Regions from separate parts of the Homo sapiens genome. Here region 2 is linked to region 1. Evidence: chromatin contacts called from ENCODE Hi-C or POLR2A ChIA-PET data. All regions are on one chromosome and are shown on one strand. Each heading gives the region's core, a stretch centred on a gene start or an enhancer-like site at or near the end of the contact. The rest is flanking DNA. Distances are from core to core; before and after follow the strand shown.

The links. Hi-C counts contacts between places; a loop is a spot of excess contacts on that map. ChIA-PET counts read pairs that join two places held with the same protein, here RNA polymerase II (POLR2A). Pooled maps may share reads with other maps.
Region 2: a map of dorsolateral prefrontal cortex shows a loop between it and region 1 (2.4-fold over the local background). The contact joins the enhancer-like site here to the promoter of FOXK2-AS1 in region 1. A Hi-C loop is called at or near these places in 2 of 168 maps with a recorded cell type or tissue (dorsolateral prefrontal cortex and sigmoid colon), 1 of 37 single-sample maps with no recorded cell type and 4 of 50 pooled maps. POLR2A ChIA-PET finds 5 or more read pairs at or near these places in 7 of 52 experiments (AG04450, GM12878, HepG2 and 4 more).

What each region holds. Positions count from the first base shown.
Region 1 is chr17:82,587,172-82,591,587 of GRCh38, forward strand. FOXK2-AS1 (FOXK2 antisense RNA 1) reads right to left here and starts at 1,251. Exons shown (of 3, transcript XR_001753132.3): 1 at 1,085-1,251; 2 at 59-303. FOXK2 (forkhead box K2) reads left to right here. Exons shown (of 9, transcript NM_004514.4): 8 at 1-101. RefSeq lists a silencer at 348-548.
Region 2 is chr17:82,552,187-82,556,126 of GRCh38, forward strand. The region is part of intron 1 of FOXK2 (forkhead box K2); the gene reads left to right. Among named protein-coding and RNA genes, the nearest start is that of FOXK2-AS1, 34 kb to the right of the region's middle. RefSeq lists an enhancer at 68-692 and a silencer at 1,159-1,330. Within about 2 kb of position 2,378, at least 13 of the 41 ENCODE cell types and tissues checked have a DNase peak (open chromatin) inside an H3K27ac peak, as active enhancers do; they include GM12878, where a contact is called at or near this core.

The DNA.
Region 1 (4,416 bases), core at 1-2,500:
GGCACCTCTAGGTCAACACCAGCTACCAATAAAAACTGTAACACAAAACGGCACTCACGTGGCATCAGTCCCCACTGCGGTCCACGGCCAGGTGAACAATGGTAAGACATGCTGGTCGGTGGCTCCCCGTGGCTGTGGGTACTGGGAGCAGAGCCCCTTCTCACTCGTGGTTTCGGTTCTGACTGTAACAATTTTAGCTTTTGTCTGAGGCAATGTTTGCATTTCGAAGCTGCAGGAAATCTAGTCATGCTGGGGAAGTGGTCGTGGAGTCGGCCGTCATGGGATTCCCGTGGGAGGACCTGCCTGAAAAGAGATGAGAGTTTCTAATACATTGAGAGGGAAAAATACTCTCGCCTCTTGTAGATTTCCTGGGTGTGGCCTGGAAGCGGCCTGAAACGGCGGGAGCCGCCGCGTGTCTTTTCCCTTGGCCTCGCGCGCCCTGTGGCCTGTGGCGGTGCTATGCTGCTGAGGGTGGGAGAGAGGCTGCTTTTCTGTGCGCTTTGCTCTCAGAGTCCGTCCGAGGCCGGTGCACAGAAAACCGCACGGATGTTCTGACATTGACAAGTGGAGACACCAGAACCTCCGCGCCGACACCGGGTTATCTACCTTCGCCCTGCCCTGTGGAGTGTGGAAAGGGTGGGAGTCCCTGCTGGCTGCCGAGTCAACTCTGGCATTGGGGCCTGGCTCAGGTGTGGGCTCCCGCTGCTCTGGGTTGGGTACATGTGGGCTGTTGCCGGCTGTGTGGCTGATCCTGGCGCTTGCGGGATCTCAAGCAGGCAAATCCGAAGCTACCGACTAAAACTGTCTCTGTGCCCACGACACGCTTTCTTTGAAAGAGGGTACAGGTCAGAAGGCTTTATCACGACGTTTGAATCCTTACCGAACGCTACGAACAGAGACCTTGAAACCTGCAGGTACCTCCTACTCTGACTCAGCACCACCCTGCCTCTCCCCAAATTTATGGAAGAACAAGGTCTGGAACCTTTTCTAGGGAAGACTGACTACCTGGGGTTTTTTTTGTTTTTAAGTAATAGCAACACTTGCTGCCTGTAGATAGATCGCAGAGTTTGCAGTCATCAGTTACCTGTTTGAATGCCTTCGTCCCCAAGCCCTGTGTCTCCTCCTTCTCTTCTCTCTGGGTAACTGTGGCTGTGGATGCTCTAAGGTGATAAACCTGGTGGCACTGCAGGTAGCTGGGAGGAGATGGAAGCCGGGAGGGCTGGCGATTGGAGGGCAGGCGGTTGGAGGGCTGGCTATTGGAGGGCAGGCGGTTGGAGGGCTGGCGGTTGGAGGGCTGGCGGTTGGAGGGCAGGCGGTTGGAGGGCAGGCGGTTGGCTTTCTGGTCTTAGTCACTCCCAGTCTGAAGACAAGGCAGAGGCCTAGTGATTCCCAGATTCGATATGTGTCAGAATCACCCAGAAGGCTTGGCTGTTAGAGGCCAGAGTGCTGCGTTCCCCAGAGTTCCCGACTAGGCCTGTCTGGTGTGGGGCCCAAGAATGCATTTCTGAAACAGTCCAGGTCTGCCAAGAGCCTCCGGTGCAGGTCAGAGGCTTTCTGGGTCCACCTCTCTTAGAAGCAGTTTGAAAAACCGTATCCCTGCCTGGTATAGTGCCTCACGCCTGTAATCCCAGCACTTTGGGAGGTCGAGGTGGGTGGATCACGAGGTCAGGAGTTCAAGACCAGCCTGGCCAACATGGTGAAACACCATTTCTACTAAAAAAAAAAAAAAAAAAACAAATTAGCCGGGTCTGGTGGCGGGTGCCTGTAGTTGTAGCTTCTCGGGAGGCTGAGGCAGGAGAATCGCTTGAACCCGAGTGTGGAGGTTCCAGTGAGATGAGATCATGCCACTGCACTCCAGCCCGGGCGACCGTGCGAGACTCTGTCTCAACAAAAAAAGAAAAACGGTATCCTTTTTATGTATTTAAGTTATCTGGAATTTTTCATTATAAATTTAAGCAAGTGTTTTAATTTTTCACTATTGAAAATATTGATGTTTTAAAATAAAGCTTTTACGGGATTATTTTCAGTGTACTACTGGACTCCAAATACAGACATCATGAGATGTCCACTTGCCCACGTGTGGACACACAGGCAGGAGCGGCCCAGATCCTCCCTTGTCTGTGGCCTGGTCTTTCCATCTCACATTCCCTAACAGGTTTTGTACGAGTCACATACTTTAGGCTTAAATGTCATTTATTAGTCATATCTTTTCTCTGCAGCAATAAAATATAGATATAAATATTAAAGTTTGTCTATGAGTAACAAAATTGATAAAACCCAAAAATATAACAAATTCTTATAAAACCAAAAATTAAAATGTTACTGAAGATGCCTTTCTTAGTGTATTTAGCTTTAAAGGAAACCACCTGATTCGTTCTGTATTCACTGATGGTTGCACAGTCCTAGTGTCAACACTGAGGGCCTGTTTCCACTCAGGAAGGAGAGGACAGTGTCAGCACTGAGGGCCTGTTTCCACTCAGGAAGGAGAGGACAGTGTCAGCACTGAGGGCCTGTTTCCACTCAGGAAGGAGAGGACAGTGTCAGCACTGAGGGCCTGTTTCCAGATGAACGTGAAAGTCTGTCAGTGATCTTGGCTGGGTGTGGTGGCTCACGCCTGTAATCCCAGCACTTTGGGAGGTGGAGGTGGGCGGATCACTTGAGATCAGGAGTTGGAGACCAGCCTGGCCAACATGGTGAAACTCCGTCTCTACTAAAACTACAAAGATTAGCCGGGTGTGGTGGCACATTCCTGTAATCCCTGCTACTCTGGACGCTGAGGCAGGAGAATCGCTTGAACCTGGGAGATGGAGGTTGCAGTGAGCCGAGTTCAGACCACTGCACTCCAGCCTGGGCAACACAGCGAGACTCCATCTCAAAAAAAAAAAAAAGTCTTGTCAGCACCAGTATTTCCTATTATTGCTTTCATGCTCCATCCCATAGTTTTCATCCCCAAAGCCAGTGCCCAGTTGAGCAGATGAGAGAGGCTGTTCAGAGAGAGGAGGTGGCAGATGGGCTTTAAGAAAAGACTTCAGGACCAAGAGGAGATTCTGGAAATGATTTTCCTTAAAACAGTGTCGGCTACAGCCTGGATGCTGAACACCTAGGATGAGAACCACTGCACAGGTGCTCATAATTTTGGCCTCTTGTAGTCTTTTATTTTTTATTTGGGAGGTAGTGTCTCACCATGTTGCCCATGCTGGTCTCAAGCTCCGGGGCTCAAGCAGTCTGCCCACCTCGGCCTCCCAACGTGCTGAGATGACAGGGTGAGCCACCGCCTCTGGCCAGCACGTCTTTTCATGTACTTTATGGTTATTTGTGTATCTTCTTTGAAGAAATTTTTTTTAAGTCCTTTGCCCATCATTTAATTGGGTTGTCTTTTTGTTGTGAAATTTGTAGTTCTTTATTCATATGTAGAGATTTCAGGCCTTTTCAGACATGTAGGTGTAACTCAGAGACATTGCAGGGTTGGTTCCAGACCACTGCAAAAAAATGAATATTGCAGTAGAGCTGCCAGTCACATGAAATTTTTGGGTTCCTACTATATTAAGCAATTATGTTTATACTAAATTGTAGTGTAGTGTATTACCCCAAGGAAAATGTAGTATTTTTACTGAGGAATTATGTGGATGTGGCCGAGTTTTCTGACCCAAGCATGGGGTTAGAATGTCCTGTGCAGGGAGGGACTGCACAGGCTGCCTGAGACTCTCCCAGGGGTACCAGAGGGCTCAGCACCACGAGCAGATAGGCCGAGGCTGGGCTGCCTGCCCTAAGGGGGTTCCATCCTCACCCTGGCCCCAAGGGCAGCCTGGGCCGGTTCTGCCTCTGCCACCAGCTGCTGTGGGACCCGGGGCTCAGGGCTTGGCCCCTGCGTGTGTCGTGAAGACAGTGCTGACAGATGGGAGGTGGGGCTGACAGGACGAGGGGTCAGGATGTTCCGGCCATGCACTGTAGCCCTGGCCTTGCAGGACAGCAGGTGGCTTGGTGGGATGATAGGTGAGTTCCGTGGGCAGGCGCAGGGCATGAGCTGCCAGTGTCTTCCTGGAAGGTGACTCTGGGGTTGTCGCTCCAGCTGGAGTGTACCCTCATTCCTGCTTCCATAGGGGTCTCCATGGAGGCCTCATTCAAACACAGGCGAGCCCATCCCTGGCCTGTCAGGTTCACCAGGGTGGCCCCTGGTCCCGTTGTCGCCGTTGTCCACACCCTGCCCACCTGCCAATGCTCCTGTGTCCCCTGCTCTGCTCCAGGGCCCCAAACCCTGTGCAGAGCTGGGGTGCATCATGCTGCCGCCCCATGGAGAAGGCCTGGAGGAGATGGAAGCCGGGAGGCTTCCTCTTACAGGAAGGGAAGCCCCAGAAATGTGCCTGGCACCAAGAAACTGCTCCAAGCTTGTTCCAGAGTGTGGGGAGGGCTTGAGGC
Region 2 (3,940 bases), core at 1,128-3,627, 34 kb before region 1:
CAAATGTTTTTCTTTTTCTTTTGAAATTACTTCAGAATTAAAGCAAAATTGCAAAAATAGTACAGAGAACTTCCGTTTTCCCAGATTCCCACTCCGTTAGTGTTTCACCAAACCCGCATGTTCAGTCTCTCTCCCTCTCCTTAAACATTCGAGGGGCAGTTGCAAAGGTGACGCTTTCCCTGCAGGCATCCTCTTCTGTGCCTGCCCTGGTGAGAACTGCTATGGCAACTGTGTCCTAATGGCCGACCTTCTCCAGGCTTCACCCACCGTCGCTCCTGCCCTTCACTGATAGGCCCTGTGTCACACTGAACCCTCCTGTCGCTTTAATCCTCTTCTATGTGTGGCCATCCTCAGCCTTTGTCTTCTGTGACATTGATATTTTTGAAGAGCACAGCATTAGTGATTTCGTCGAACGTCCCTCAGTTAGGATTTGTTGGATGTTTCCTCTTGATTAGATCTAGGTTAGTTACCTTTGGCAGGAACTCTAGAGGTGAAGTTGTGTCCTCTCAGGGCACCATGGCCGTGTTACCCTGGTGTCGTTTTGTGCCGTGGACAATGATGCTGGCTGTGAGCACTTGGCTGAGGTGGTTGAAGAGCAGCATCCCAAACAGGGCTCTGGAGTGCAGAGTGACCTCTGCAGCCACTCTGCTCAAGCGTCTCCGCGTGCTCTGCAAGGCTCCAAACCGGAGAGGTGCTCTGTAGGTCACCCCGTTACGTAAAATCACAGACTGGAAAGAGTTTGTTAGATTTTCTTTCTTTTTTATTTTTGGAGACAGTCTTGCTCTGTTGCCGAGGCTGCAGTGCAGTGACATGATCTCGGCTCATTGCAACCTCTGCCTCCTGAGTTCAAGCGATTCTCCTGCCTCAGCCTCCGGAGTAGCTGGGATTACAGTCACGCGCCACCACACCTGGCTGATTTTTGTATTTTTAGTAGAGATGGGGTTTCACTATGTTGGCCAGGCTGATCTCGAACTCCTGAGCTCAGGTGATCTGCCTGCCAAGGCCTCCCAAAGTGCTGGGATTACAGGCGTGAGCCACCGTGCCCAGCCAGACTTGTTTTTTAAACAGGCAGAAAGGAGCTCACCCATGGAGCATTTTTTCTGAGTCGCCTGAGTTATCTGTGTCACGGCAGAAAAGGACGTCAGGAGTCTGGGGGAAGCAGGGCCATCCTGGAGGCCACAGCCCAGGCAGGTGCCAAGGCCAAAGGCAGCTCTTCTGTGCTTGCCTCTCAGAGTGGGACTGCCTGGGACCAGACCTGCTGCTCCTGAGCTGTGTTGGCCCTGGCCTTGTCTCCTCTGCATGTCAAGGACACATGACCTGCTTGAATGGCAGGGGCTTTTGTTATGCAGGTTCCCAGCCATGCCGTCACTCCACAGAAGCACAAACATGGTTTTCGGGGACTTTGGATGTTTCTGGAGGGGTCTGACTCTGGGTCTGTGTTCATGAGATCCACATTCACAGGCGTGGCTGCGAAGAGGCCCCTAGACCTTGGGATGTGTGCTGAGCCCTTAAGACATGAACCACCACTAGAATCGGCTAAGCTCCAGGGACACAGCAGTTGCGCCTGTGGTGGAGATTGTCCCAGACGGACGTTTGTCCCGTTGCTGTGACGCAGATGGTGGATGGGCTGTGGGGCTGCTTTCAAGTACTTTTTTTTTTATTTCCCGAGATGGAGTCTTGCTCTGTTGCCAGGCTGGAGGGCAGTGGCGTGATCTCAGCTCACTGCAGTCTCCGCCTCCCAGGTTCATGCCATTCTCCTGCCTCAGTCTCCCGAGTATTTGGGACTACAGGCGCCCACCACCACGCCTGGGTAATTTTTGTATTTTTAGTAGAGATGGGGTTTCACCATGTTAGCCAGGATGGTCTCGAACTCCTGAGCTTGTGATCCGCCCACCTCGGCCTCCCAAAGTGCTGGGATTACAGGCGTGAGCCACCGGACGTGGCCTCAAGTACTTTTTTGAAACTGGTTGTAGGGAATAGTTTGACAAATCGGCTAGTTGGTTGAACTTGCTTTGCATAAAGAGACATCACTAAATATAACTCTCCTTAAAGTTGGGGACTTATTTAAATCTGATTCATTTCTGTGGGGCTGTATGATGTTGGTTAATACTGAAGTCTTGCAACAAAGTCTGGCTTTGTTCCTAAGGAACCTGTCTTTGGAGTCCTTAGAGCTTCTTCGTGAGTCTGTTAATTCATAAACTCCAGACCATTGGCCTGCACGTTGCATTTGTAATAATTTCCATTCCCACAAGAAACTAGAACAGGAGAATGAGAGAGCCAGGCTGGGAGAAGGATGTTTGCGACACTGAATCCAGTTTAAGTTGTTGGTTTGTTCAAGTGAAGGAAATGGAATTTTTATCAGGGCCCTCTGAACAGGTTTGAAACTTTACTTAGGGATTTGCCATTCTGCTTTCTGCCACCTAGTGTTCCTTTCCTGTAGTGCATCTCTTAACCTGTCCCTTCCTTCCATTTTTGGTCAGACGTCTCAGGCTTGTAAACAGATTCCTAGTCTATACTGAGCTTCATTACAAATCTTGCAGAATCCAGTGAGGTTTTTTTTTTTTTTCTTTTTTTCCAAGACAGAGTCTCGCTCTGTCGCCCAGGCTGGAGTGCAGTGGCTCGATCTGGGCTCACTGCAACCTCCGCCTCCCACGTTCAAGCAATTCTTCCTGCCTCAGCCTCCCAAGTAGCTGGGATTACAGGTGTGGGCCACCATGCCCGACTAATTTTTTTTTTGTTTTTAATAGTGGCAGCGTTTCACCATATTGGCCAGGCTGGGTTCGAACTCCTGACCTCAGGTGATCTGCCCGCCTCGGCCTCCCAAAGTGCTGGGATTACAGGCGTGAGCCACTGCTCCCAGCCCCAAATAAAGTACTTTTAGGAACACACAGTGCCAGGAATTGGGATAGGCTGACTGTATGAGACAGCCCCCTCATCAGCCTAGTGTCTTCCAGACACTTAAACTCCATCATTGACCCCAAGTGCTTCTGTGGAGGAAAGTTGCAGGGCCAGGGAAGAGGCACCTCAGGCCTTGGGAAGTCAGGGGCCCTTCTAGCCAAGACACCAGCTGCATGTGGACCTGCACTGAGCTCATTGCCCTGCAGCCATGTGGGGAAGACACAGGTCCCAGGAGGATCTAACCCCCGGCATCTGGTTTCGCCCCCACCTCCGTTCTGTTGTAATATTTTGCGGCTCTTTTTAGTGTCATGAGGCAACTCATCCAAAATTATTCCACAGTTTTTAATTTCTAGTTTTGAAAAGGGGAACAAGGATTTCCAAGGTAACTGAACTCCATAGAGAACCTGAAAACAGTTTTAATGTATCTTGTTTCGAATGTAACCTACATTCAAATAAATTATAATTATAGTGTGGGTGTCCATGCAGTCACAACCCAGGTAAAAGAAATAGGTCACTGTCACCGGGCGCGGTGGCTCACGCCTGTAATCCCAGCACTTTGGGAGGCTGAGGCGGGCGGATCACAAGGTCAGGAGATCGAGACCATCCTGGCTAACATGGTGAAACCCCGTCTCTACTAAAAATACAAAAAAAAAAAAAAATTGGCGTGGGGGCGGGCGCCTGTAGTCCCAGCTACTCGGGAGGCTGAGGCAGGAGAATGGCGTGAACCTGGGAGGCGGAGCTTGCAGTGAGCCGAGATTGTGCCACTGCACTCCAGCCTGGGCGAAAGCAAGACTCTATCACAAAAAAAAAAAAAAAAAAAAAAAAAAAAAAAGAAATAGGTCATGGTCAGCACAAAAGCATAGAAAATGGCACAGTGAACCCCCACGCCTGTCATATGATCCACATTTTGCTCATTTCTACATCCATCTGCATGGACGGCTTTTATTTTTTTAAACTGTCTATTGAAGTATACTGTCTATACAGAAAAGTGTGTGTATCGTGCGTATGCAACTGATGCATTTTTACACACAGGAACTCTCAC